2 separate regions of the Homo sapiens genome follow, and region 1 is linked to region 2. Evidence: chromatin loops called from intact Hi-C (ENCODE). Cell type or tissue: natural killer cell. All regions are shown on one strand. Each heading gives the region's core, and the rest is flanking DNA. Links, peaks and the distances in the headings are about the cores only. Region 1 overlaps NCOA1 (nuclear receptor coactivator 1). Region 2 holds the start of LOC105374329 (a long non-coding RNA gene).

Region 1 (15,481 bases), core at 4,631-12,630, 130 kb after region 2:
CATCGTTGTTCATCAGGGATATTGGTCTAAAATTCTCTTTTTTGTTGTGTCTCTGCCAGGCTTTGGTATCAGGATGATGCTGGCCTCATAAAATGAGTTAGGGAGGATTCCCTCTTTTTCTGTTGATTGGAATAGTTTCAGAAGGAATGATACCAGCTCCTCTTTGTACCTCTGGTAGAATTCAGCTGTGAATCCGTCTGGTCCTGGACTTTTTTTTGGTTGGTAGGCTATTAATTATTGCCTCAATTTCAGAGCCTGTTATTGGTCTATTCAGAGATTCAACTTCTTCCTGGTTTAGTCTTGGGAAGGTGTATGTGTCCAGGAATTTATCCATTTCTTCTAGATTTTCTAGTTTATTTGTGTAGAGGTGTTTATAGTATTCTCTGATGGTAGTTTGTATTTCTGTGGGATCGGTGGTGATAATCCCCTCTATCATTTTTTATTGCATCTATTTGATTCTTCTCTCTTTTCTTCTTTATTAGTCTTGCTAGAGGACTATCAATTTTGTTGATCTTTTCAGAAAACCAGCTCCTGGATTCATTGATTTTTTTTTTTTAAGGGTTTTTTGTGTCTCTATCTCCTTCAGTTCTGCTCTGATCTTAGTTATTTCTTGTCTTCTGCTAGCTTTTGAATTTGTTTGCTCTTGCTTCTCTAGTTCTTTTAATTGTAATGTTAGGGTGTCAATTTTAGATCTTTCCTGCTTTCTCTTGTGGGCATTTAGTGCTATAAATTTCCCTCTACACTTTGCTTTAAATGTGTCCCAGAGATTCTGGTAGTTGTGTCTTCGTTCTCATTGGTTTTGAAGAACATCTTTATTTCTGCCTTCATTTCGTTATTTACCCAGTAGTCATTCAGGAGCAGTTTTTTCAGTTTCCATGTAGTTGTGCAGTTTTGAATGAGTTTCTTAATCCTGAGTTCTAATTTGATTGCACTGTGGTCTGAGAGACAGTTTGTTGTGATTTCTGTTCTTTTACATTTGCTGAGGAGTGCTTTACTTCCAATTATGTGGTCAATTTTAGAATAAGTGGGATGTGGTACTGAGAAGAATGTATATTCTGTTGATTTGGGGTGGAGAGTTCTGTAGATGTCTATTAGTTCTGCTTGGTGCAAAGCTGCGTTCAAGACCTGGATATCCTTGTTAACCTTCTGTCTTATTGATCTGTCTAATATTGACAGTGGGGTGTTAAAGTCTCCCATTATTATTATGTGGGAGTCTAAGTCTCTTTGTGGGTCTCTGAGGACTTGCTTTATGTATCTGGGTGCTCCTGTATTGGGTGCATATATATTTAGGATAGTTAGCTTTTCTTGTTGAATTGATCCCTTTACCATTATGTAATGGCCTTCTTTGTCTCTTTTGATCTTTGTTGGTTTAAAGTCTGTTTTATCAGAGACTAGGATTGCAACCCCTGCTTTTTTTTTGCTTTCCATTTGCTTGGTAGATCTTCCTCCATCCCTTTATTTTGAGCCTATGTGTGTCTCTGCACGTGAGTGGGTCTCCTGAATACAGCACACTGATGGGTCCTGACTCTTTATCCAGTTTGCCAGTCTGTGTCTTTTAATTGGGGCATTTAGCCCATTTGCATTTAAGGTTAATATTATTATGTGTGAATTTGATCCTGTCATTATGATGTTAGCTGGTTATTTTGCCCGTTAATTCATGCAGTTTCTTCATAGCATTGCTGGTCTTTATAATTTGGCATGTTTTTGCAGTGGCTGGTACTGGTTGTTCCTTTCCATGTTTAGTGCTTCCTTCAGGAGCTCTTGTAAGGCAGGCCTGGTGGTGACAGAATCTCTCAGCATTTGCTTGTCTGGAAAGAATTTTATTTTTCCTTCACTTATGAAGCTTAGTTTGGCTGGATATGAAATTCTGGGTTGAAAATTCTTTTCTTTAAGAATGTTGAATATTAGCCCCCGTGCTCTACTGGCTTGTAAGGTTTCTGACAAGAGATCCGCTGTTAGTCTGATGGGCTTCCCTTTGTGGGTAGCCCGACCTTTCTCTTTGACTGCCCTTAACACTTTTTCCTTCATTTCAACCTTGGTGAATCCAACAATTATGTGTCTTTGGGGTTGCTCTTCTCGAGGAGTATCTTTATGGTGTTCTGTGTACTTCCGAATTTGAATGTTGGCCTGCCTTGCTAGGTTGGGGACATTCTCCTGGATAATATTCTAAAGAGCATTTTCCAACTTGGTTCCATTGTCCGCATCACTTTCAGGTATACCAATCAAACATAGATTTGGTCTTCTCACATAGTCCCATATTTCTTGGAGGCTCTGTTTGTTTATTTTTACTCTTTTTTCTGTAACCTTGTCTTCTCGCTTTATTTCATTAATTTGATCTTCAATCACTGATATCCTTTTTTCCACTTGATTGAATCGGTTATTGAAGCTTCTGCATGCGTCACAAAGTTCTCGTGCCGTGGTTTTCAGCTCCATCAGGTAATTTAAGGTCTTCTCTACACTGTTTATTCTAGTTAGCCATTCGCCTAACCTTTTTTCAAGGTTTTTAGCTTCCTTGCAATGGGTTAGAACATGCTCCTTTAGCTCGGAGAAGTTTGTTATTACTGACTTTCTGAAGCCTACTTCTGTCATCTCATCAAAGTCATTCTCCATCCAGCTCTGTTCCGTTCCTGGCAAGAAGCTGCAATTCTTTGGAGAAGAAGAGTCGCTCTGGTTTTTAGAAACCAGCTTTTCTGCTCTGGTTTCTCCCCATCTTTGTGGTTTTATCTACCTTTGGTCTTTAATGTTGATGACTTACAGATGGGGTTTCGGTGTGGATGTCCTTTTTGTTGATGTTGATGCTATTCCTTTCTGTTTGTTAGTTTTCCTTCTAACACTCAGGTCCCTCAGCTGCAGGTCTGTTGGAGTTTGCTGGAGGTCCACTCCAGACCCTGTTTGTGTGGGTCTCACCAGTGGAGGCTGCAGAACAGCAGATACTGCAGAACAGCAAATACTACTGCCTGATACTTGCTGGAGGCCATTTTCTGAGTGAAGTAACTGAAGCATGGAAAACCAAATACCACATGTTCTCACTTATAAGTAGGAGCTAAGCTATGGGTACACAGAGGCATACAGAGAGATATAATGGACTGTAGAGACTCAGAAAGGGGAGGTTGGGAGAGGGGGCAAAGGGTAAAAAAAACTACATATTGGGTATAACGTATGCTACTTAGGTGATGAGTGCACTGAAATCTCAGACTTCACTACTATACAATTCGTCCATGTAACCCCAAACCACCTGTACCCCAAAAGCTACTGGAAAAAAAAAGATATCTGGACTCCCATGTTCATTGTAGCATTAGTCACAATAGTCAAGATACAGAAACAACCTAGGTGTCCACTTATGGACAAATCAATAAGGTAACTGTGATACATACACACACACACACACACACACACACACAGACACACAAACACGAAAATTATATAAGCCTTGAAAAAGAAGATCCTGCCATTTGCCACAACGGATGGACCTGGAAGACATTATGCTAAGTGAAGTAAGTCAGACATGGAAAAATATTGTATGATCTCACTTATATGTGGGAGATTATATATATATGTGTGTGTGTGTATATATACATAATATATTTGTGTGTGTATATATATATAATATATGTATGTGTGTGTGTGTGTGTCTCTCTCTCTCTCTCTGTATATATATAAAATGCACAGAGATAGAGAATGAAACTGGTTACCACAGGTGGGATGTTGGGGAGAAAGGTGAGGAAATGGGGATATGTAGGTCAAAGGATACAAAATAGCTGATGTATAGGATGAACAAGTTTAGATATCTGATGAACAACGCAAAGATCAAAGTTAATAAAGTTGTATTATGTTAGGGGTTTTTGTTAAATAAGTAGATTTTAGATGCTTTTGTCACAAAAAGTATGTGAGGTAATAAGTTATTATCTGCTTCACTGTAGCAATCATGTTTCTATCTATCTATATATATCTCATAATGTTATGCTGTAAATCTCAAATATATACAATAAAACTTGTTAAAAAAAGAAAACTAACATAGTGGAAATTCTGTTTTGATTGCAATTCTGTATCTGCTAACTTTTTGTGTCTAAGAAGGGGACAATCCATAGCAAAAACAAACTGACAAATACTTTTCCTTCCTGGTAATCCCACACTTATGGAAGTTAAGAAATTTATCTTGCTTCAGTGTTAAGAAATGACTTTTTATTTTATTTTTCTTAAGAGATAGCTTTTTAAATGTTTGTTTTTAGTGTATCTGATGAAATTACAGACTATATCTATTAAAATAGCAAGTGTTATATATGTGTATGTTATTTGGTCACTTGATATAAAAGCAGGTTTATGGCCTGAAATGAATACTTTTTACCTTTCCATCCCTGGTTTGGGCACTAGTAGCTGCCTCAAAGAACAGTCATATTCAAAAGCAAGTCTTGGCAGAATGCTCATAGACTAAAATTGAGGCAATAGTGCATGTTAGGAGAACTTTTATTTTCGAGTAATTTTTAACTATTAAGATGGTATTATCCTTTCCAAAACCTCGAAAGACTGGAAAAGCAATAGAGTAAGTCATTGAAATTGAATGAACTTTTGTAACGGGAATCAGAAGATCTGGATGCAAATCCATATTCTGCCAGAAGCTCTGAGTTTGAGCAGGTCAATTACTTGTTTGGGATGTAATTCTTTAATCTGTAACTTGAGAGCTTGGATGCGATGTTCTCTTAAAATCTTTTCCAGCTTAAAAAGTCTATGACTGCGTAGACTTCCTCACCACCTCTAAATGTCTGTATATACTTTTATTCTATTTTTTCTTGAAGGAAAAGTTAAGTGACTTTCCAAGACCAGTTCATATGAGCTTAAAACTGCCCCTTCCCAGTTGCTCTGATTTCATTGATGTTTATCCAGCATTTATTTGTCATGTACGAGACTTCAGATTCTTTTAGGTTCTGGGGAGAGAAAGATGAAGAAAACAGACTCTGTCCTCAAGGAGATTACAGTCTAGTAGGGGAAGAAAAAAAATGTGATATAGTGTAGTTAAAAAGGGATGTAACATGACAGCGTAGTGATACAAAGAGGAAGTGAATCTTCTTTTGACTAGTCAAGTAAGAGTTTACAGAGGACAGGACCTCTAAGCAGAGCGTTAAAATTCAAAGACCTGTCCCCCTAATAAAATACTGTATGTTCTTAACGTGTAAAAGTTAGGAAGTACAGATAAGCAAAAATCAAGAAAACAACCACTATTAATAACTTAATATGCATTCCTTCTTACCCATTTGAAGGTGAGTTTTTTCCCCCCCATTTAAGAGATGGGGGTCTCACAAAATTGATGAAGCTGGTCTTGAACTCCTGGCCTCAAGTGATTCTCCCATTTTGGCCTCCCAAAGTGCTGGGATTACAGGCATGGGCCACCATGCCTGGCCTCTGAAAGTGGGTTTTGTACAATGCCTAGAATACTATAATAAAAAGAGTCAGGGTTGGGGAAGGAAGCATTAGAGACAAAAGGAATGATGAATGCAAAGATATGAAGGCCTGAAAAAGCATGTTGTGTATGGCCTCCCATAATTACTGAATACTTAGGTGTGGCTGCTTCATGAGGGATATTGCGTGGGGAAAGAGCAGGTGTAGGAAGTCATCAATTAGATCATAGAGGGCTTTGCATATACTAAGGCATTTAGAGTCTGTCTATAGGAAATCAGAAGCCATGAAGAGTTTTAAGCTGGGCAAGGGACAGATTCATGATGTGATTTGCATTTCAGAATACTTATTCTGGCCAGTTTCACAAAGGCAGACTGAACCTTCACTACCTTTTTGTATTCCTTCACCAAACCTATAGAAGTAATAGAAAAATTTGAATGTGGCCATGTATAGACACAAGAAGAGGAACTCTCCATAAATCAAAAACTGTGAAGAATTTCTGAACATAAATAGGAGGTCCTGTGGGTAACACTCATACCATAGGTAAGAGGCTAGGAAGGGTCCCAGAATAATCAATAGGGTAATTCATTAGCATTACTGCAACATGAGCAACCAAGCAGCTTCAACATCTATGTATTCTAACACCAACTTGAGCAAAGTAAAGGATCTGTTTCCATGTGAGAACTGCATGTAGGAGCCCTGAGTCTATGAGAGTAGGAAGCAGTTGGGGGTAACTGGCTATATTCATGTCTAGAAGACGAAGGACTGAGAACCCTGTCTGTGACGTGTTCTGCTTCTCCTTCTCTCCCACTGAAAGCAATATGAGATAAGTACTGCTCCTGAGTGAGCTGTACCAAAAGCCTACAGAGTGTAACAGAATCCCAAGTACAAAGATAAGAATCTCTTAAATGTTTCAGGAAAGCCAACACTATAAAAAAGAATCAACAAAAAAGAACTTAGGATCAAATAAAAAGTTACTAGAACAGAGTTCTAAAATGTGTACCTAATACTTTTAGACAGATAGGGAATTTATTATATCCTTAACAAAAACAAGTGGCTATAAAACAAGAGTAGGCATTTATTTAAAAGAGTCAATTAGAGATCTGGGGAATGAAAAATATAGTTGTTGAAATGGAACAGTCTTTTTGGTGCCAAGATGGATGGATTAGAACTGTGCATGATTGATAGCTGGGAGAACTGGCTTTTTTTTTTTTTTTGAGACGGAGTTTCGCTTTTGTCACCCAGGCTGGAGTGCAGTGGTGCGATCTTGGCTCACTGCAACCTCTGCCTCCCAGGTTCAAGTGATTCTCCTGCCTCAGCCTCCCCAGTAGCTGGGATTACAGGCGCGTGCCACCACACCTGGCTAATTTTTATATTTTTAGTAGAGACGAGGTTTCACCATGTTGGCCAGGCTGGTCTCGAACTCCTGACCTCAAGTGATCCGCCTGCCTCAGCCTCCCGAAGTGCTGGGATTACAGGTGTGAGCCACCGCACCTGGCCAGAACTGGCCCTTTTTGATGATCCAGTGATATAATGAGATCCTGAACTTAGATAGCAGCATAAGGAGACAAACAAAAGAGATGTTAAATATGTAGAATTAAGAAGACATATGTGTGGGAATGAGACAGAAGGGGGATTCTAGACTATTCTTAGGTTTCTTGATTGGTTGAGTGGAGAGATGGTATTGCCAGAAACCATGGTAGCAAATGCAACAGTAAAAGCATTTTGGGGATGAGAGTGAAAGATACTACTATCTCACTTGGGCATGCTGAGATTGAGATGCTTGTGAGACAACCACACGAAAAAGTGTTATAGTCTGTTAGGCTAGTGGATATATGGATTTGGAACTCAAATGTCTGGGGTTGAGGACAATTGGGAAGTCATGTATAAGTGATAATGGTAGTTGATAATGGCAGTTCATGGGTGAAGTTGCTCAGGAAGAATGAATATACTGTGAGACAAAATGACCACTACTGTTTGAGAGCTACGTTGAAGAAGGGGAGCCTGCAGGCAAGGGAGAGAAGAATGGTTGAAAGAGTGAGAGGTGAACCAAGAATCATGTCATGGAAACCAGAGAAGTAATGGAGTGGTCAGCAGTGCCAGATTACCAAAGGATAAGAAAGGACTGAGTAGTGATTTGATAACTAAGAGATGACCAAAACAGGAACAGCTGAACTACCTTCCTCCAGATCTGTTATGTGAGAGAAAAATAAAACTCTCTTTTATACAGACTACTGGTATTTGTCATGTGCAATGGAACCTAATCCTAACTGACACACAGAGCCAGTGCATTGGCTGGATTAAGGCTACTATGGAGGCTAGGAGAGGTTGTGGCCCCAGTTGGTTTTTGATTTCCAAAGTTGACATAAAGGGGAAATTATCTGAAAAAGATTTTTTGACATAAAGGGGAAATTATCTGAAAAAGATTTTAACACTGATCTAAATAATCCTTGAGAGAGCCTTTCTCAGCTTCAGATTCTGGAAGAACATGGCCATCCCTCTTGTAGTGTGAGCCAACAGAAAATTCATAGGAATAAGACTCAGAAGTTCTAAAGAAGATATAATTTGAGTTTTCATAGCAGATGGCTGCCTGTGAAATAGTTATGACACTGCATCAGACTTTAAAAATTTAAATTCATAGACTCAGTGCAGTGAGATTTAAGAGGGGATTATTATGAACAAGAAGGCACTCTGAGAACAGGAAAAAGATTTTGGAAAACAAAATCATTAATATTGAACTAAAATTAATAATAATGAAAAGTAGATTGGATACTCCAGGAAATAATACTAGTGAGTTAAAAGACTAGTTCAATTGATGTTCCAGAGTTATGGGAAGATAGACATGGAGATCATGACCAAGAAGGTAATAGAGTAGATAGATGCAAGAAATTTGGTATATATAAATTGGGTGTTCTAAAAGAACAGAGATGATGCATAAGTAGTCAAACAATACAGAAAGTGTTGAAAATGTAGCTAAATTGAAGACTTTAACTTTTAAAAGAACTAACCTGATTAGTGAATGTGCTAGTCACATTTCTGATGTTCAAGGATAAGAGGGAAAATTCTACAAATATTCAAAGGGGGGAACCAAATGATTTTCAAAGGGAAGACAATCAGGTTGGAATCCAGTCTTCTATTTAATGAAAAATGCTGGATCAGAGAATTTAAGATCTTTGAATTAATAGACTATACGATTCTAGTAGAAAATTTGGATGACTGGCATAAATTATACACTTTTTTTTGGCTAAACAAGGATATAAAATATAACAATAATTTTTGCTTTAGGTTAAATAATACTGTCACTGTTTTTGATTGTACTGAGGACTAGTGAAAACTTTATCGCCAAATAGCATTGGTTTTGGGCTTGGAGTTTGGGAACTACTGTTGTAGGTGATGTTGGTCTCTCTGCAAGTTCGTAAGAGGAGAAGATGATGTAACCTCAATTTTATACCTTGCTACACTGTCATTGACATACAAAGGCTAAAGAGAGATTTCCAGACAGACAAGGTTTCAGAAATTATACTAACTTTTTACTTTTTCTGAAGAATATATCCAAGAGAATACTCTTTAGAATAATATAATTAGTAAACTTGATTTAACAGATTAATATTAAACTTTGTACCTTACAAGGGGATTTTATTTTGATTACTTGTAAAATCGTCACTAAGTCTAAGCCACAGAAATAACAAAAATGGAAACTCAAAAGTATTTAAGCATTTGTTGTGCTGGGCAGAGAGCTAGTCTCTGAGGATACAATGACAAACAGGGTTGTCTTATTCTGTTTTGTATTGCTATAACAGAATATACCTGAGACTGGTAATTCATAAAAGTTTACTGGGCTCATGATTCTGCAGGCTGGGAAGTTCAGGAGCTTAGTGCTCCATCTAGGGGCTTATGGTGAGGACCAGGTGCTGGGTCAAAACACAGTGGAAAAGCAGAAAAGGGAGTGGGCATGTACAAAGAGATCACATCGTGAGAGTGGAAGCAAGAGAATTCTAGGAAGCCAAACTTCCTTTTATAACAACCTGCTTTTATAACAATCTACTCTTGCAGTAACTAATCCAGTCCTGAGAAAACTCACTCCCACAGAAGAGAATTAAATCTATTTGTGAGGGATCTGCCCCCATGACCCAAACACCTTCCACCAGGCCCTGCCTCCCAACACTGCCACCTAGGGGATCAAGTTTTAAGATGAGTTTTGGAGGGGACAAATCAAATCGTAGCAGAGATAATGTGATTTTTTTGCTCAGATTGAGTTTCTAGTCTAGCAAGGGATACAAAATAAACAGATACTACAATGTAGTGTGATGGTTGCTACAGTGGATGGACCACATAATTGAATGTGAGCGTAGAACAGGAGCACTTAACCTAGATGAACAGGGAAGGCAGAGATGGCTTTCTAAAGAAGGAACATCTGAATTGAGACAAGAAGACAGGAGAGAGAAATTGAGAAGATTTCAGATTAGTTGATTGCAGAGGGCATAAAGTGAGAGAAGGATGACAGGAAAGAGGTCACTAGGTATTATATCACACAGCCCTGAAAGCAATGTTAGGGCAGTTGGGCTTTATCCTGAGAGGAATGGGAATCTATTGAAATATTTTAATAATGAAAAGTGATATGATCTGGTTTGTTTTTTAGAAAAATTACTCAGATTGTAGTGTGAATGGATTAGAGCCAGGTAAAATTAAAGGTAGGGAGATCAATTAAGAAGCTGTCTTGTGTATTCATTTGTTCTAACAAGAAATTTTTCTAGGTGGGAGGTAATGTTAGATTGGCTACAGTAGGAGGATCATAAGGATGGAGATGTATTTGAGAAAGATTTAGGCTTTGGTGGTTAGTTACTAGGGAGAGTAGAGAGAAGAGGACCAACCTAGTCTTAAATTTCTGGCTTATGCAGATAGGTAGATGATGATGATGGTGTCATTCAGTAGATAAACCCTGGAGGAGAAGATTAGGGAAGGATGGTTGAGTTCAGTTTGAGATGCCTATGAGACACCTAACTTGAGATCCAACTGGTAGTTGGATAAGTGGGTTTGAAGTTTAGGAGAGAGATTTGGGTTGGAGATACTGATTTGGAAAGTATCAGCATTTGGAAAGTAAAGTTGTGGATATGAAAGATAACTCAAGTAAAATGTGCGGAGATGGAAGAGGTGATCCAGGTCAAGGATCTTAGGAACACGTGCTTCTAAAATGAGGATTCTGGCTGGGTGCGGTGGCTCATGCCTGTAACCCCAGCACTTTGGAAGGCCAAGGTGGTGGATTGCTTGAGTTCAGGAGTTTGAGACCAGCCTGGGCAACATAGCAAAACCTCATTTCTACAAAAAATACAAAAAATTTGCTGGGCATGGCAGTATGCACTGTAGTCCCAGCTAGGGCAGCTGGGGTGGGAGGAGCACCTGAGCTCAGGAAGTTGAGGCCACAGTGAGCCATGATTGTGCTGCTGCACTCCTCCCTGGGTGACAGAATGAGACCCTGTCTCAAGAAAAAATAAAAGAAGATTCTGTTAATAAGACTTTCAAAAGAAAAAGGTAGGACAGAAATTCAGTAGAGTGTGAGCTAACAATTCAAAAAACATTGCACATGTATATTGGGATTAAAAAAATAAGTAAATGAATGGTGAATCATGGGAACTAGTTTTCTCATTTTTGGAGAGTGAGGTAACCACAGGCAGGAAGAAGGCTAGAATGAACCATGTGGTACTGAATTAGAGTTTGAAACATAAGCATTGAACACACATTTACCTTAATATTGATACAGATTCAGAAATAAATACAGATATGTATGTATACATAGCCTAGTATACATACATTTATTTACTAGCTCTGTCTGCTGAGAGGGCCTAGGAGCAGTGACAACCCAGTAGCATGAGCACACCCAGCATCAGATCTTGGTTTCTAATACCACTCTCCAATAGAAAGAACTAAGGCTCCCTGGAAAATGGCTGATTCTTGGGCCGGGGCAGGGAATTTGCAAGATGAGCCTGGAACATTGTAGAGTGCCAGAAAATAAGAAAATATGCAAAATGCAAAAGGACAGGGGGTTGGTAAAGGGATACAGGAGCCAACTGAAAGAGCACCCAGTGACTGAAGCTGGAACAATTTGAGCAATAAAATAAATAATATTGCATTATTGGATTATGACCCAAAGCATAAAATAAATATCCCTAAGTCCACACTGATTAAAATAAATGGTTAAATAAATAACTGTCCCCACTTATTTATCTTGTACAGAATTCCAAATAATTTGTGCAGACACTCCCCTCCTCAAGGAAGTGGAACTTAACCCCCCACCTCCTACCACCCCCTTGAGTATGGGCTGCACTTGGTGACTGAGAGGAATGGTTATTTGTATAGATTCTGTTTGAGATCAGATAAGTCAAGGACCAAGGTATTTACATAGGATATAGCATTAAAGAATGTTGGTGATCTCAGAGGGAACAGTTTGTGGGGAGAGGTAGATACTTGTACTCTTTACGTATGTGGCTCTAAATTTAACCAGCCTTATAGAATATTTATTCTGTGTTTTTATTAGATTTATTTACTTATTTTTTTGAGTCGGAGTCTCGCTCTCTTGCCCAGGTTGGAGTGCAGTGGCACGATCTCGGCTCACTGCAACCTCTGCCTCCCAGGTTCAAGCAATCCTGCCTCAGCCTTCTGAGTAGGTGGGATTACAAGTGCATGCCACTACACTCATCTAATTTTTGTATTTTAGTAGAGATGGGGTTTCACCATGTTGGCCAGGCTGGTCTTGAACTCCTGACCTCAGGTGATCCACCTGCTTTGGCCTCCCAAAGTGCTGTGATTACAGGCATGAGCCACCACACCCAGCCTGTTTTTATTGGATTTAATCACAAACTGACAGCTATTTAGTGTCTATCAAAAGTTCACTGAAGCTATGATTGTACTGCTGTACTCTAGCCTGGGCTACGGAGCAAGATCCCATCTCTTAAAAAAAAAAAAAAGCTCACTTAATGCAAAAAATCCACATCAGATACAAGACAGACTAATGAATATCTTAATTATGCATTCATGTAGTTTCTTGTATTAAGTCTTTAGAGAACAAAAGTATCAAGACCACATCATCTTAGTCTCCTCTGACATGAAAATGCCTGTGCTGAGTTCTGATTTAATATGTTATTTGTCTGTATAGAATCAATCTGTAAGAAACATCATTTGAATGATGTGCATTTTCTAAAATTTTCTAAAATTATATTTGAAACTATAGTCCTAGGTTCATTGTTCTTTGTACAAGTGCATCTAATTAAGATAGAAAAATTACATGTTTTCTTTTTCTTCTTACTGAAAAATGAAAACTTATAACCTGGAAAACATGGACCCAAATTTGACACTTGGTGTTTGTAATTTGCTGATATCACGAGCTTGATAGTATCTTTTTCAATTGTCTACAGCAGTGATTTATAATTTTTACAATTCTGGGGATCAGGAGTTTGAGCAGGGCTCAGATAGGGGATTCTTCTGCTCTGTGTGGCATCGGTTGGGATCACTTACTCAGCTGGTAACTGGTGTGGGCTGGACAGTCTCAGGCTTTCTTCACATGTCTGACACTTTTGTATGCCTCCACATGGCATCTCCTCAGCATTGTGGTGTCAGAGTAGTTGGATTTCTCACATGGCTTCTGACTTCCAAGAAGAGGGAGTAAGGGGAAGCTACCAGTCTTCTGGGTTCCTGCAGTTTCAGAATGTCACTTTGACCACATTCTTCCTGCTGGTCAGAGCAAGTCACAAGGCCAGCCAGGATTCAAGGGACTGGGAAATAAAGCCTCATCTCTTGATAGGTGGAATGACATGTGCACATTGGAAAGGAAATAATCAATGGCGGCCAAGTTTGGAAGATTAGTTTGTGGCTATACCATCTATTACAGTATCTAATCTTTTAATTTATTTACATGATTTTATGATTAATCCTCTTTATCTTGTATTTTAACATGTAATAATTTAAGTCCTCTTAGAAATTAGGTTATAAATCTCAAATTAAAATTATTGACCTTAATTTAATAGAAGAGATTTTGGGATAATGGGAGGCCTGGATAAACCTCTTTTTTGTGTCATTCACTATATATTCGTCTTGTCATTCACTATAAATTTAATAAGTATCTTGGTTTATTTAGTTGCAAATCTTCCAAAACATCTTTGCTTAGTAATTGCAGCTATATTATGAGAATTTACTCTTTCATCTTAGTTTTCCCTGAACTGGAGGGCTTACTGACGTGTCCATATTTTTTTAAACCCTGATAAACTATGTAGAGCACAGTTTAGCAAAGACTATCATAATTTAAAATGCAGATACTCTTTGACTCAGTAATTCTGCTTCATGAGTACAGAGATACAGCATTGTATGGCAAAATATTGCAAATGCATAATCAGTGAGGGGCTGATTAAATTGTGATGTATTCATATATCATGAGATTGTTAAAAAAAAGGATGAGGGAGCCAGGTGCAATGGCTCATGCCTGTAATCCCAACACTTTAGGAGGCCGAGGTGGGCGGATCATGAGCTCAGGAGATCAAGACCATGCTGACTAACGTGGTGAAACCCTGTCTCTACTAAAAATACAAAAAAATTAGCCAAGCCTGGTGGCGGGCACCCGTAGTCTCAGCTACTCGGGAGACTGAGGCAGGAGAATGGCGTGAACCTGGGAGACGGAGCTTGCAGTGAGCCGAGATCGCACCACTGAACTCCAGCCTGGGCAACAGAGTGAGACTCTGTCTCAAAAAAAAAAAAAAAAAAAAGGATGAGGGAATTCTATAAGGAATGCTATGAAATGAGTGCTAAGATACACTATGTTAAAAAAAGATATGAAACTGTATAGTATTGTATTACTCTGTTTTCTTACTGCTGATAAAGACACACCTAAGTCTGGGCAATTTACAAAAGAGAGAGGTTTAATGGACCTACAGTTCGACATGACTGGGGAAGCCTCACAATCATGGTGGAAGGGGAGGAGCAAGTCACGTCTTACATGGATGGCAGAAGGCAAAGAAAGAGGGCATGTGCAGGAAAACTCCCCCTTACAAAAGCATCAGATGTTGTGAGATTTATTCACTACCACGAGAACAGCATGGGAAAAGACCTGCTCCTGTGATTCAATTACCTCCTACCAGGTCTTTCCCACAACGTGGGAATTCAAGATGAGATTTGGGTGGGGACACAGTCAAACCATATCATTCCATCCCTGGCCCCTCCAAATCTTGCATCCTCACATTTCAAAACCAATTATGCCTTCCCAACAGTCCCCCAAGTCTTAGCTCATTTCAGCATTAACTCAAAAGTCCACAGTCCAAAGTCTCATCCAAGACAAGGCAAGTCCCTTCCGCCTATGAGCCTGTAAAATCAAAAGCAAGTTAGATACTTGGGGGTACAGGCATTGGGTAAATACAGCCATTCCAAATGGGAGAAATTGGCCAAAACAAAGGGGCTACAGGTCCCAACCAAGTCCAAAATCCAGCAGGGCAGTCAAATCTTAAAGCTTCAAAATGATCTCCTTTGACTCCATGTCTCACATCCAGGACAAGCTGTTGCGAGGGGTGGGTTCCCAAGGTTTTGGGCAGCTCTGCCCCTGTGGCTTTGCAGGGTACAGCCTTCCTCATGGCTGCTTTCATGGGCTGGCGTTGAGTGCCTGCAACTTTTCCAGGTGCATGGTGCAAGCTGTTGGTGGATCTACCATTCTGCGGTCTGGAGGATGGTGGCCCTCTTCTCACAGCATCACTAGATGGTGCCCCAGTAGGGACTGTGTGTGGGGGCTCTGACCCCCACATTTCCCTTCTGCACTGCCCTAACAGAGGTTCTCTATGAGAGCCCCGCCCCTGCAACAAACTTCTCTTTGGGCATCCAGGTGTTTCCATACATCTTCTGAAATCTAGGCAGAGGTTCCCAAACCCCAGTTCTTGACTTCTGTGCACTCACAGGCTCAACACCATGTGTAAGCTGCTAAGGCTTGGGGCTTGCACCCTCTGAAACAACAGCCTGAGTTGTACCTTGGCCCCTTTTAGTCATGGCTGGAGTGGCTGGCACACAGGGCACTAAGTCCCTAGACTGCATATAGCAGAGGGACCCTGGGCCTGGCCCGCAA
Region 2 (15,481 bases), core at 3,227-11,226:
TGGTGTCCACTCTGGCTGCGCTTGAGGAGCCCTTCAGCCTGCCGCTGCACTGTGGGGACCCTTCTCTGGGCTGGTCGAGGCCGGAGCGGGCTCCCTCTGCTTGCGGGGAGGTGCGGAGGGAGAGGCGCGGGCGAGAACGGCGGCTGTGTGCGCGCTCGCAGGCCAGCATGAGTTCCCGGTGGGCATGGGCTCAGCGGACTCCGCACTCTGAGCCGCCGGCCAGGGCCGCCAGCGCCGGGGAGTGAGGGGCTTAGCACCCGAGCCAGCAGCTGCGGAGGGTGAGCCAGGTCCCCCAGCACTGCCGGCCTGCCCGCATCCCACTTGAATTCTCGCCAGGCCTCAGCCGCCTCCCCGCAGGGCAGGGCTCAGAATCCGTAGTCCGCTCTGCCCGCGCCTCGCCCCCCGCCCGCCTTTCCCCCGCGCCTCGCCCCCCGCCCCCCGCGCTCGCCCCCCCCCCGTCTCGCCTCCCCCCGCCCGCCCTCCCCCCAGCCCCCTCACCCCCCCTCCACCACTCCACCACCCCCCAGGCCTCCCTCCACCACCGCCCCCAGGCCTCCCTTCACCACCCCCCCACACGCCACCGTGGGCTCCCGCGCGGCCCGAGCTTTCCCGGGGGGCACCACCCCCTGCTCCACAGCGTTTGGTGCCATCCACCACCCAGGGGGCTGAGGAGTGTGCGCAGGTGGCAGGACTGGCAGGCAGCTCCACCGGTGGCCCTGATGAGAGATCCACTAGGGGAAGCCAGCTGGGCTCCTGAGTGAGGTGGGGGTCTTGGAGAACTTTTATGTCTAGCTAGAGGATTGTAAATGCACCAATCAGCACTCTGTGTCTAGCTCAGGGATTATAAACAGACCAATCAGTACTCTGTCAAAACGGACCAATCAGCTCTCTGTAAAATGGGCCAATCAGCTCTCTGTAAAATGGACCAATCAACAGGATGTGGGTGCAGCCAAATAAGGGAATAAAAGCAGGCTGCTGGAACCGGCAAGGCAACCTAGTTGGGTTACCTTGTCTTTTGTGGAGGTTTTGTTCCTTTGCTCTTTGCAATAAATTTTGCTGCTGCTAAGTAGTTGGGTCCGTGGTGCTTTAAAGAGCTGTAACACTCACTGCGGAGGTCTGCAGTTTCACTCCTGAAGCTAGTGAGACCAGGAGCCTGCCAGAAGGAAAAAACTCTGGACATGTTCAAACATCGGAAGGAACAAATTCCAGACACACTATCTTTAAGAACTGTAACACTCAACCGTGAGGGTCCGCGGATTCATTCTTGAAGTCAGTGAGACCAAGAACCCACCAATTCCGGACACACCTGGAATTCTTTGGAAGGCTGAAGCAAGAGGATCATTTGAGGCCAGGAGTTTGAGAAATTCTATGTGATATAAAGCAGATGCATAAAATTTGCCCACATCTGCAACTTACTTATAAAATGTTTTTTTCAAGAGACTGGAACTTCTAGTGCATAAATACAGTTTGGGTTTAAAAACCCAGAATCCTGAAAAAAATGGCTCTACTTAAAAAACGACTGTTTTTGGTAGTTGAACAGTAATTTAAAGGGCTCTTCAGTGACGTTAGAAATCATTAAATCCAATTCTTTCCTTTTAAATGTAAGGAAGCTGTTGAAGAAAAGTCCCATGCTGTGTTTTATGTTTTGAAGGTATCAGAACTTCTTAAAAAATTAACTGCTGTAGCGGGGAGAGAGCAGAGGGTCTGCTTCTTCAAATACTGGCGATCACACCATGGTTTTATATTGTTTTGGAAATAACTTTTAGTTGAAAAACTTCGAGGAGTTCATTGTAAGTTCAATTACAGCTGGAGGGATATAATTTATTGTAATTTATTAGTCATTGAATATCCATGTGCTCCCAAGACTCCCCAGCTCCCTTGCAGTTAGGAGGGCCTATGCGACTCGTTTTGACAAATGAGCCGTGAGTGGAAATGACATGTGTCACTTCTGGGACAAAGCACAAAGAGAAGAGCACTTTATCATTCTTGATTCCTCTCTCTTTTCTTGCCGCAATGACAGCCGAGGCCAAATGTGGAGATGGCATAACCAGAAGAGGGAACGAACTGGCCTGGATGTGACTCATGCTTGGAAGGGAGCTGTCTGGAAGGACCACAGTACCTGCAGCCAACTTTGTGTGAGTGGAAAATAAATAGGTTAAAGCAATACAATTGGGGGATTGTTATTGTAACATAACGTAGTCTATTCCTGGTTAATGCATTAACAATGCCCTCTCTTAACAGTAGCCGCTTTTTAAACTTCCCCCACTTACGTAAAACATAGTTTATAATATCTAACATTCATACTAATTTAAAAGTTTAATATTCACACAGGGAAGACATCTCTTGTTTAAAAATGTTGATGGCAAGGGAATTATTTATTTATTTGTTTAGAGACAGAGTCTCACTATGTTGCCCAGGCTGGACTCAAACTCCTGGATTCAAGTGATTCTCCTGTTCAGCCTCCTGAATAGCTGGTACTATAGGTACATGTCACCATACCCAGCAGAATCATAATTTTTTCTTTTTCTTGAGACAGAGTCTTGCTCTGTCACCCAGGCTGGAGTGCAGTGGTACCATCTCAGCTCACTGTAATCTCCACCTCCTGGGTTCAAGCGATTCTCCTGCCTCAGCCTCCCGAGTAGCTGGGACTACAGGTGCATGACACCACACCTGGCTAATTGTCGTTTGTTTGTTTTTGAGATAGAGTCTCGGTCTGTCGCCCAGGCTGGAGTGCAGTGGTGCAATCTCGGCTCACTGCAACCTCCGCCTCCTGGGTTCAAGCAATTCTCTGCTTCAGCCTCCTGAGTAGCTGGGATTACAGGCCCCCGCCACCATGGCCAGCTAATTTTTTGTATTTTTACTAGAGACGGGGTTTCACCATCTTGGCCAGGCTGGTCTTGAACTGACCTTGTGATCCACCCCCCTTGGCCTCCCAAAATGCTGGGATTAGAGATGTGAGTCACCACGCCGGGCCTAATTTTTGTATTTTTAGCAGAGATGGGGTTTCGCCATTTTGGCCAGGCTGGTCTCAAACTCCTGACCTCAAATGATCTGCCTGCCTTGGCCTCCCAAAGTGGTAGGATTACAGGTGTGAGCCACCGCGCCCAGCCTGTGTGGTGGCATATGCCTGTGATTCCAGCTACTTGGGAGGCTGAGGTGGGAGAATTGCTTGAACCCAGGAGGCGGAGGTTAGTGAGCTGAGACCAAGCCACTGCACTCCAGCCTGGGCGATAGAGTGAGACCCTGTCTCAAAAATAAATAAATAAATACAAATAATTAAAATTAATTTGTAAGAGTTCTTTAAAGTTCTTTCTCAAGAATATTTGATATAACTATAATTTTCCATTCCATGGCTTACCTTTCTACCTTCTTCATGGTGTTTTGTGATGGACAGAAGTTATTAATTTAATTAATTAATTTTTTTTTGAGATGGAGTCTTGCTCTGTCGCCCAGGCTGGAGTGCAGTGATGCGATCTTGGCTCACTGCAACCTCCACCTCCCGGGTTCAAGCAATTTTCCTACCTCAGCCTCCCAAGTAGCTGGGATTACAGGCAAGTGCCACCATGCCTGGCTAATTTTATTTTGTATTTTTAGTAGAGACGGGGTCTCACCGTGTTAGCCAGGATGGTGTCCATTTCCTAACCTCGTGATCTGCCTGCCTAGGCCTCCCAAAGGGCTGAGATTACAGGCGTGAGCCACCGGGCCAAGCCAAAGTTATTAATTTTAATGTGGCTTAATTTATCATTTTCTTTATAGTTAGTGGATTTTTTTTTCCTACTTGAGAAGAAAGTTCCTCTGGTCACTCTTTAATAACACAAGTATTTTTTCCTCATTAGTTTAAAAATCCAAATTTAACCGTATAATATTGAACAGATCTTGGCAGCCTAACCAATAGCCATGACCGACTTTTTCCCTGTTAACAAAGCAGAATTGATGGAAGAAGGGATTAGGAGAAATGTATACCCTGAAAACATAGTGTTTGGCCAAAGGCACCCCACACTTGATGCACTGAATCAGAATTCTTGGATTGGAACTTAGATGTGTGTAATTTTTGTTTTGTTTTGTTTGTTTTTGAGACAGAGTCTTGCTCTGTCGCCCAGGCTGGAGTGCAGTGGCTTGATCTCTGCTCACTACATCCTCCGCCTCCCGGGTTCAGGAGATTCTCCTGCCTCAGCCTTCTGAGCAGCTGGGATTACAGGCGCACACCACCATGCCCAGCTAATTTTTTTTGTTTTTAGTAGAGACGGGGTTTCAGCATGTTGGTCAGGCTGGTCTCAAACTCCTGACCTCGTGATCCACCCGCCTCGGCCTCCCAAAGTGTTGGGGTTACAGGCCACTGTGCCTGGCCAGTTTTTGTATTTTTAATAGTGATGGGGTTTTACCATGTTGGTCAGGCTGGTCTCGGACTCCTGACCTCAGGTGATCCTCCCACCTCAGCCTCCCAAAGTGCTAGGATTACAGGCATGAGCCACCATGCCCAGCCAGATGTGTGTAATTTTTAAATGTTCCCCAGATGATTCAGTTATACCTTTTATTTTAATTTAATTAATTTTTTGTTTTTGAGACGGGTCTCACTCTGTAGCCCAGGCTAGAGTGCAGTGGTGTGATCATGGCTCACATGCTGCCTCGACCTCATGGGCTCAAGCGATGCTCCCACCTCAGCCTCCCAGGAAGCTGGGACCATAGGTGTGCACCACCAGGCCCAGCTACTTAAAAAAAAACAAACAAACTTGTAGAGATGGAGTCTCGCTGTGTTGCCTAGGCTAGTCTCAAACTCTTGGGCTCCAGGGATCTTCCTACTTCAGCCCCCCCAAAGTGCTGGGATTACAGGCATAAGCCACTGCATCCAGCTTCGGTTGTATCTTGATAAAGACTAAGAAAAACAATCAAAACAAAACACAAACTCAAGTGTCTAGAATGTCACTGAAGGAAGGAGAGAGTTTCAAGCAGAAGTTGGAAAACAGGCTTAGATGTAGCAGAGAGTTCAAGGAGGATAAAGATGATGAAAAATGTGTTGAGTTGGCTTGAATCTTCAAAGTCATTGGTAAAGTAAGAATGCTTTTAGTACAAAGGTGGGGTATAGAATTTGGGTTACATGATATTAAAGATGGGGAGTAGGCAATTAGAACAGCAGTCCTGAACTTTTTTTTTTTTTTTTTTTTTTTTTTTTTGAGACGGAGTCTCGCTGTGTTGCCCAGGCTGGAGTGCAGTGGCACTGTCTCGGCTCGGGCTGACTGCAAGCTCCGCCTCCTGGGTTCACGCCATTCTCCTGCCTCAGCCTCCTGAGTAGCTGGGGCTACAGGCATCTGCCACCACACCCAGCTAATTTTTTTGTATTTTTAGTAGAGACAGGGTTTCACCATGTTAGCCAGGATCGTCTCAATTTTCTGACCTCGCGATCCGCCCGCCTCGGCCTCCCAAAGTGCTGGGATTACAGGCATGAGCCACCACGCCCGGCCGGTCCGGAACCTTTTTGGCACCTGAGTCCAGTTTGTGGAAGACAGTTTTTCCACGGAATGGGGATGGGAGGGTGGGGGTAGTTTCCGGATGAAACTGTTACACCTCAGATCGTCAGGCGTTAGATTCCCATAAGGAGCGCAACCTAGATCCCTTGCTTGTGCAGATCACAATAAGGGTTTGTGCTCCTATGAGAATCTAATGCCACCACTGATCTGACAGGAGGCAGAGATGGCAAATCCATCTTCAAGGTTGGATTTTTGAAAGTTGGTCCTTTGTTTTAGGCTTTGTCAGGCAAATATATAGCCTCCAAAGTTAGCATGTGGTATTTCATATGGCAACCACAGATCAGAAATTTGAGGAGGAGCTACATCATGTAGGAATGACTTTGGTTGAAAGCAACAGAATATCCAACTAAAAGTGGCTCAACCCATATGATCCATAATATGCCACTTACTGGTCCATGGCCTGGGGGTTAGGTACCCCTGAGTTAGAAGGCAAAAAAAATGTGTATATATCAAATGTTCAAGGAGAGTAGATGGCATTAAAAACAGTTTTGCAGGCTGGGCACAGTGGCTCATGCCTGTAATCCCAGCACTTTGGGAGCCCGAGGCAGGCAGATCACTTGAGGTCAGGAGTTCAAGACTAGCCTGGCCGATATGGTGAAACTCCGTCTCTACTAAACAAACAAACAAAAATTAGCTGGGTGTGGTGGGGCACGCCTGTAATCCCAGCCACTCATGAGGCTGAGACAGGAGAATCGCTGGAACCTAGGAGGCAGAGGTTGCAGTGAGCCAAGATCGCGCCACAGCACTCCAGCCTGGGTGACAGAGCGAGATTCAGTCCCCCTCCCCCCCAAAAAAACAAACAAAAGAAACCAAAAAAAAACCCCTAAAAAACAGAGTTGCAGAATTAAGCACAAAAGATGTTTGTTTTCCAGTTTGAAGAATTGAGATACAAGAACATGCAATCCTTGAACTTCAGAGTTGAGGAGAAGCTTAAAGATGACCTGGTTGGATTTTATGTGTTATTTAAGCTTCCTTCACAAAGTCCTTTCGGGCTGTTCATGCCTAGATGCCTCTCATGGTGAGGCCTCCCTCTGCCCTCAGGAGCAGCCTGTTGTGTCTTTGCATGGCTTCCAGTGAAAGCTCTTCTTTATCATGAGCTCAACACTTTCCTCCTCAGATTTCACAGATTGTCATAGTTGAAGCAGGAGGACAGGTGTCAGCTGTGCGAGGATGTTATCTTACTAATACATTTATTTAACGGCTTTCTGAAGGAAATGATTAAAAGAATCTGGCTTGATATTTTTGTTTAAAAAAAAACCGCTAGCCCAAATTTAAACGAATAGGATAGTTTAAGAAATAGTTGTTCTTTAAGGATGGTTTTTTGAAAGTTGGTCCTTTATTTTAGCCTTTGCAAGGCAAATATATAACCTCCAAAATTAGTATGTGGTATTTTTATATACTCTGTCTTTTGAAACTCTGTCGCCCAGGCTGGAGTGCAGTGGCACAATCTCGGCTCACGGCAACCTCCATCTCCCGGGTTCAGGTGATGCTCTTGCCTCAGCTATTTTTGTATTTTTCGTAGAGATGGGGTTTCACCATGTTGGCCAGGCTGGTCTCGAGCTCCTGACCTCAAGTGATCCGCCTGTTTCAGCCTCCCAAAGTGCTGGGATTACAGCGTGAGCCACCACGCCCAGCCAATATGTGGTATTTAGTATGGCAACCACAGATCGGAAATTTGAGGAGGAGCTATATCATGTAGGAATGACTTTGGTTGAAATCAACAGAATATCCAATTCAAAGTGGCTCAACCCATGTGACCCATAATATGCCACTTAGCAAAACGTCTGGAATCCCTGGAGTAGATGTGTTAGGCACAAATTTGAGGTTTCCATGGCTTTCCTCTTCTGACCACAAGATGGAGCAGCTGCTCTAAACATTATATCCTCAGAGGGCCACATTTAAGAAGGCAGGAAGGAGGCTGGAGCAAAAGGGCTTTCTCAAGTCCCCCTAAGCAAGAATTTAAACTGGGCCCCCCAGGAGACTTCTTCTGTCAGAATTTAATTACATGTCCATCGCTAGACTGACAAAAGAAAAGTTAGAGAACCACGATTTACTTAGAACCTAAAGCTGGGCACATGGTTGCCTGGTCAGAATAGGGCTTTTATTTATGTACTTGATTTTTTTAGGTGAGAAAGAAGTGAAGTATAGCCATTGAGTAGGCTGCCAATAGTGCCTGCCAGAGACACTCAGGAGAGATTATATGCTAAATCCACCAGACCCTTTGTCTAAGGGCAGGACGTCACCTCTTCAGAAACTGTTTTTCTTCTTGTGGTAATTATTAATTCTCTGCAGTGATTTAGAAGAATTCTTGTACTAAATGTCTTGCCATTAAAAGTTTGATGAGTATAGAAACTGACAGTAGAACTATTTTTAAAAGTAATTCTACTTCTAACCCAAACTTCTTACTCTAGCTATTATTTTACCACGACGTGAGTTGTACGAATCACCTCCAATTTACATATTATGGAAGAGCCTTACATGGAAAAGAAGAAATCATTTTCAAATTAGACATTCCATCTAGAACTGTCAGTAGCTGATTCCCATCACTGTCTTTTATTTCTTCATGCTTTTAGATGAGAGTAATCATATCTGCAGTAATTCCCAAGATAAAGTTTTCTTTTTACAGCTAATTTTATGAAGTTTTTTTAATTTCAAAGAATAAAGCAATTATTCTTTCTTTTTGAAATTGCATATCGTCCAGAAACATTAATTATTCTTTCTTTTTGAAATTGTATATCAAGTTTAGAAATATTGACTTCTTTAATTTGAAACACTAATGTCAAGTGATAGGTATAAACATCTATATTCTATCCTCTTTCTTTCAGTGTACTTCTTGTTCTTGGCAGATCCTCATTCCTACTGGATATCTGTTGCACGCCAATTATCTTAGGCTACAGCTGTTTACTGACAGCTGTTCTCTCTACTGCCCACCAGGCAGCCACCCTTTTGTGGCAATCCATGCCTCTGCCTCCCAAGTGGGGCTGCTTTGGCCGGGGCTTCACCCTTAGCTCAGGCACAGAGCTTCTGATCTAAATCAATCCAAAGCTTGCATTTCCAGCAAAAGTATCATTTCTTCTCATTGGCTATGAATGAGGCTTCCATTCATCAGTCATTTTTCTGGGGACTTCTGAGGGAAAGATTCTTTCTCTGTCCTGCTAGATTTTTACCTGAGGGAATGTGAGGCCCAAAGTTGCTGCAGCCATCTTGACATCTTCAGTGGGAGCCAGTCTGAGAACAGAGGTGAGAGAGAGAGAGGGAGAGAGAGAGAGAAGCAGACCCTCGTGATACATTTCAACCTTTAAGCCAAGATAGCAGCAAGCCCTATTTCCAGACTTTTCAGTTACATAATCAAGTAAATTTGCTGCTTTGTTTAAGCATCTTTCTCTTTCCCTCTCACCTTCTGTCATGGGATGACTCAGCAAGAAGGCCCTTGCAAGATGCTGACACCTTGATATTGGACTTCCTAGCCTTCAGAACTGTGAAGAATAAATTTCTTTTCTTTATAAGTTGCCTAGTCGCTGGTATTCCCTTATAGCAGCACAAAATGGACTAAGACGGGCACGATAGATTGACCTGGCTGTGTGACTGCAATCTCTGGGCTTGGCTGAGGGCCATTTGTGCCTGGAATTGGAGGACACTGTGAAGACATTGTCCATTTCAGAAAGGCTTTGTTCCTAAGTCAGTGCCTCTGGCCTTCTCCACAGTGACCTTTGCCACACTCCACCCCAGGGGTCCACATTCTTGTCAAAGGGTGAGAAATCTTTTGTGACTGGCCATGATGATGCCATTGTAACACAGGTGGCCAATCAGTTTATACATCTGTTTATCCCCTTAAACAGGTCATTTATTTTCATGCACAATTGAAACTGTAAGTCAAACTCTGCTTCTTTATGGTGGTAAATAGTACGTTGATTATGCTAAAGAAAGATTATTATCGTAAGTGAACACCTGTGTCTTGTATCACAGTGGTACTACATCAGGGAAACCTGGTGGTCTGTTTTATTTATTTATTTACTTATTCAAGAGACAGGATCTCATTCTGTCACACAGGCTGGAGTGCAGTAGCACAATTGTAGCTCATTGCTCTAACTCCTATGCTCAAACAATCCTCCTGCCTCAATCTCTCAAGTAGCTGGGACTGCAGGTGTGTGCCATACAGTCAGCTAATTTTTTTGTTTTTGTTTTTGAGACAGAGTCTCTCGCTCTGTCGCCCAGGCTGGAGTGCAGTGGCACAATCTTGGCTCACTGCAACCTCCGCCTCCTGGGTTCAAGTGATTCTCCTGTCTCAGCCTCCCGAGTTGCTGGGATTACAGGCATACACCACCACGTCCAGCTAATTTTTTTGTATTTTTAGTAGAGATGAGTTTTCATCATGTTGGTTAGGCTGGTCTCGAACTCCTGACCTCAAATGATCGCCCGCCTCAGCCTCCCACAGTGTTGGGATTATAGGCATGAGCCACTGGGCCTGGCCTAATTTTTTTTTTTTTTTTTAGATTTTGTAGAGGCAGGGTCTTCCTATGTTGCCCAGGCTGGTCTTGAACTCTTGGCCTCAAGTAATCCTCCCACTTTGGTCTCCAAAGTACCAGGATTACAGATGGGAGCCACCATGCCTGGCCATGTTTTATTTTTAATAGGAAATTTGTTCGCATGGCTGAAAGCTCAAAGGGTACAAATAAATGTTTGTGAAAACTTTCCTTCCCGCTCCTGTTTCCCAGGTGCCCAATTCTCTTCCCCAGAGCTAATCCATTTCATGCTTTTGATGTAGCCTCCCAGAGTGACTTTATGCATATTTAAGCAAACAATGTATTATATTCCCCCTTTGCCTCAACACTGGTGTATGGACCTTCTGAGCCTTGCTCTTTTCACTGAAGATATCTTGGATGTACTTGCATGTAGTACATAAAGAGCTTCTTCATTCTTTTTGGTAGCGTCTGAGTATCCCACAATTTCATAATAGCATGATTTCATTAATGTCTGTTGATGGACATTTCAGTTGCTTTGTATCTTTGGCTCTTGAAAACAATGCTACAATAAACAATCTTGTACATATGTCATTCTGCACTTGGGTAAATATATTTTTGCAGTAAATGTCTAGACGTAAAGTTTTTGGGCCAAGGGTATATGTGTTTGTATATCCTCCCCAACACACACTTTTTTAGTTTAGTTTTTTTTTTATTTTTTATTTAAGATGGAGTCTTGCTTTGTTGCCGAGGCTGGAATGCAATGGCCCGATCTCGGCTCACTGCAACCATCTACCGGGCTCAAGCGATTCTCCTCCCTCAGACTCCCAAGTAGCTGGGATTACAGGCGTGCGCCATCATGCCCTGCTAATTTTGTATTTTTAGTAGAGACAGGGTTTCACCATGTTGGCCAGGCTGGTCTTGAACTCCTGACTTCAGGTGATCTACCTGCCTTGGCCTCCCAAAGTGCTGAAATTATGCTAGGCTTAGGTTTTATTATACTCGAAAAAATAATGCCTACCATGGGAAGAAAATCCAAATAGAATAAAAGTGTATGTATATAGGCCAGGCGCGGTGGCTCACGCCTGTAATCTCAGCACTTTGGGAGGCCGAGGTGGGCGGATCACCTGAGGTCGGGATTTCAAGACCAGCCTGACCAACATGGAGAAACCTTGTCTCTACTAAAAGTACAAAATTAGCCGAGGTGGTGGTGCATGCCTGTAATCCCAGCTACTTGGGAGGCTGAGGCAGGAGAATCGCTTGAACCTGGGAGGCGGAGATTGCAGTGAGCCAAGGTCGCGCCATTGCACTCCAGCCTGGGCAGCAAGAGCGAAACTGCCTCAAAAAAAAAAAAAAGTGTGTGTGTGTGTGTGTGTGTGTATATATATATATATAATATACATATACATATATATACACATATACATATATATACACACACACACACACACAGATATATATATATATATATACACACACATACAGTAAAAAGTAAGTCCTCTTACTCTTTGGTTTCCAGGCTCCCTCCCTGGAGGTAACCACTGTTTGTGTGTGTACTTCTAGATATATGCATATACAAACATATATATATGAATAAGTATATGTCATCATTTGCCTTTGCTTAAAAGGTATATACTACACATACTATTCTGCACCTTGAGTTTTTAATTAATATGTCTGGAGTTTATTGCATACCAGTAAGTATAGATCAACTTCATCCTCTCGTTATCTTTTTTTTTTTGAGACAGAGTCTCGTTCTGTTGCCAGGCTGGAGTGCAGTGGTGCTATCTCAGCTCACTACAACCTCCGCCTCCTGAGTTCAAGCAATTCTCCTGCTTCAGCCTCCCAAGTAGTTGGGACTACAGGCACGCACCACCATGCCTGGCTATTTTTTGTATCTTTAGTAGAGACGGGGTTTAACTCTGTTGGCCAGGCTGCTCTCGAACTCCTGACCTTGTGATCCTCCCGCCTCAGCCTCCCAAAGTGCTAGGATTACAGGTGGCAGCCACCTCGCCCAGCCATCCTCTCCTTATCTTTAAAGTCAATATAGAATTTATTTTGAAGAGACTAATATTAGTTTTTTCATTAAAAAAATATATAGTTTACACAAAATAAAATATTTTTTACTGTACAATTCTGTAAGCTTTGACAAACATGTATATTCAGCTTGTAATTTTTTTTTTTTAGAGACAGAGTCTCCCTCTGTCACCCAGGCTGGAGCACAGTGGCGCGATCTTGGCTCACTGCAACCTCCGCCTCCTGGATTCAAGTGATTCTCCTGCCTCAGCCTCCCGAGTAGCTGGGATTAGAGGCATGCGCCACCATGCCTGGCTAATTTTTGTATTTTTAGTAGAGACGAGGTTTCACCATGTTGACCAGGGTGGTCTGGAACCCCTGACCTCAAGTGATCTACCTGCTTTGGCCTCCCAAAGTGCTAGGATTACAGGCTGAGCCACCAAGCCCAGCCTGTATATATTCTATTGTAATTTTGATGGACATTGCAAATTGCTCCCTTGAGAATTTCGGTCAGTTCACACTCCCACCAGCAATGCATGAGTACCTGCTTTTCTGCAGTCTTGCCGATTTAGATGTGTCATAAAACTTTTTGATCTTACCAATCTGCAGGTAAAAGTGGAATTGCATCATTTACAATTTCATTTCTCTTAGGATAAAGCTGAGCATCTTTTCATTTGTATAAAATCTGTTTATGGCTGGGAGCGATGGCTCACGCCTGTAATCCCAGCACTTTGGGAGGCCGAGGCAGGCAGATCACCTGAGGTCAGGAGTTCAAGACTAACCTGGCCGACCTGGTGAAATCCTGTCTCTACTAAAAATACAAAAAATTAGCCGGGCACAGTGGCAGACGCCTGTAATCCCAGCTACTCGGGAGACTGAGGCAGGAGAATTGCTTGAACCCGGGAGGCAGAGGTTGCAGTGAGCCAAGATCATGCCATTGCACTCCAGCCTGGACAACAAGAGTGAAAATCCACATCAAAAAAAAAAAAAAAGGCTGAGCGTGGTGGCTCATGCCTATAATCCCAGCACTTTGGGGAGGCCAAGGCAGGTGGATCACAAGGTCAGGAGTGGAGCCTGGCCAACATGGTGAAACCCCATCTGTACTAAACACACACACACACACATACACTCTAGCCGGTCATGGTGGTGCAGGCCTGTAATCCCAGCTACTCGGGAGGCTGAGGCAGGAGGATTGCTTGAACCCGGAAAGCAGAGGTTGCAGTGAGCTGAGATCATGCCACTGCACTCCAGCCTGGATGACAGAGTGAGACTCCGTCTCGGAAAAACGAAAAAAAAAATCTGCTTATATTTCCTTTTCTGGAAACTCTCCATACTTTTTTTTTTGACCTATTTTTCTATTGTGGATTGGTCTTCATTTGTAAGGACTCCCAATAAATTGGGAAATTTGCCCTTGTCTGTGATATAAATTGCAAAAATTTGGGAAACTTGATGTTCATAGAAACATCCAAGAAGAATTGTATTCCCTCCACAACTCATGCATAAACCTTTCAACCATTGGGAGAACACTGCATATGCAAAGTTCCACTTCAAAACTGAGATTTGGCTTAGAAGGTTGTCATGCTTTGCAAAAAAAAAAGTGTACACTATTGTTCTGAAACAAAGGAATGAATCTGTGCATCAACAATGTAGTTTTTGGATAACGTTTGAGGATTACAAGTTAATGTTATTATTACAAGTTTATTATAGGTAATATAACCAATTGGGTCTCTCTGATTAAAATGTCCAAATATCCCCTGGTTCATTGCAGGCACATGGAAAGTTGAAAAGTCATCTCTATGTGCTTCCTTCCTGCCATAACTTTGCAAGATTATTACATCACATTAAAATAATAAGATCACAGTTTGGGTGATCTATCTTCAAAATGCACACGTGATATTCAACAGTGATATCTACATCTAAAAATGTAAAGGAGAAGAGTTGGGACTTAAGAAAATAAAACATTATGGCCAGGCATGGTGGCTCACACCTGTAATCCCAGCACTTTGGGAGGCTGAGGTGGTAGGATCACCTGAGGTCAGGAGTTCGAGACCAGCCTGACCAACATGGTGAAATCCTGTCTCTACTAAAAGTACAAAACTTAGCTGGGTGTGGTGGCAGACGCCTGTAATCCCAGCTACTTGGGAGGCTGAGACAGAAGAATTGCTTGAATCCAGGAGGTGGGGGTTGCAGTGAGCCGAGACTGCCACTGCACTCCAGCCTGGCGACAGAACGAGACTCCATTTCAAAAAAAAAAAAAAAGAAAAACATTATCTTTTCTGTGCATGACATGGAGAAGTAAAAAAATATGTTATTTGGGCCGGGGGTGGTGGCTCAAACCTGTAATCCCAGCACTTTGGGAGGCCGAGGTGGGTGGATCACCTGAGGTCGGGAATTCGAGACCAGCCTGACCAACATGCAGAAGCCCTGTCTCTACTAAAAATACAAAATTAGCCGGGCAAGGTGGCACATGCCTGTAATCCCAGCTACTCAGGAGGCTGAGGCAGGAGAATCGCTTGAACTCGGGAGGCAGAGGTTGCAGTGAGCTGAGATCATGCCATTTCAGTCCAACCTGGGCAATAAGAGTGAAACTCCATCTCAAAAATATATATATATATATTTATATATTATAATATATATTTATATATTATAATATATATTTATATATTATAATATATATTATATTATATATTTATATATTATAATATATATTATATTATATATTTATATATTATAATATATATTATATTATAATATATATTTATATTATAATATATTATATTATAATATATATTATATTATTATATATTATAATATAATATATATTATAATATATATTATATTATAATTTATATATTATATATATTATAATATATATTATATTATATATATATTTATATTATAATATATATTATTATATATTATATATTATAATTTATATTATATTACAATATATATTATAAATATATATATTATATTATAAATATATATTTTTATATTACAATATATATTATAAATATATATTTTATATTACAATATATATTATAAATATATATATTATATTACAATATATATTATAAATATATATTATATTACAATATATATTATATTATAATATATATTTATATATGATATATTATATTTAATATATTATATAACATAATATATAATATATAATATATTAATATAATATATAATATAACATAATATATATAATATAGAAAATTTTAGTTGGTTTACTTGGGTAAATAAAGTTACATACAGAATACCTAGGAGAGGTGCTGGGGATGGGGTGGAAATACAGAAGAGTGACTCAGTCCTCCTTATATATGGAATAATGGGTGTAAGGATGTAATTAAGTCATCCTTTATGAGCTTGAACCAGGTGAGTAGTGATCACTGGCATTGATTTTAATTAGCCTATTCTTGATATTAAACATTTCCTATACTCTCATTATATATGACTTTCTTCAAGCATGGATAA

Evidence for each region. Hi-C counts contacts between places; a loop is a spot of excess contacts. Peaks named below come from ENCODE experiments on the same cell type or tissue, not always from the same donor. Only the 100,000 strongest peaks of a DNase experiment are listed, where the experiment ranks them.
Region 1: a loop joins it to region 2, with 4 times the contacts of the local background. A loop is called at or near these places in 9 of 110 quality-filtered maps.

What each region holds. Positions count from the first base shown.
Region 1 is chr2:24,533,868-24,549,348 of GRCh38, forward strand. The region is part of intron 1 of NCOA1 (nuclear receptor coactivator 1); the gene reads left to right. Among named protein-coding and RNA genes, the nearest start is that of NCOA1, 50 kb to the left of the region's middle. In natural killer cell, for the core only: a CTCF peak has its summit at 9,560 (motif pointing left); a DNase peak (open chromatin) is centred at 9,564.
Region 2 is chr2:24,402,742-24,418,222 of GRCh38, forward strand. It overlaps LOC105374329 (a long non-coding RNA gene), which reads left to right and starts at 1,287. Exons shown (of 3, transcript XR_001739340.3): 1 at 1,287-1,651; 2 at 2,021-2,135. RefSeq lists enhancers at 1-126, 127-633. In natural killer cell, for the core only: CTCF peaks have their summits at 7,359 (motif pointing right) and 7,558; a DNase peak (open chromatin) is centred at 7,390.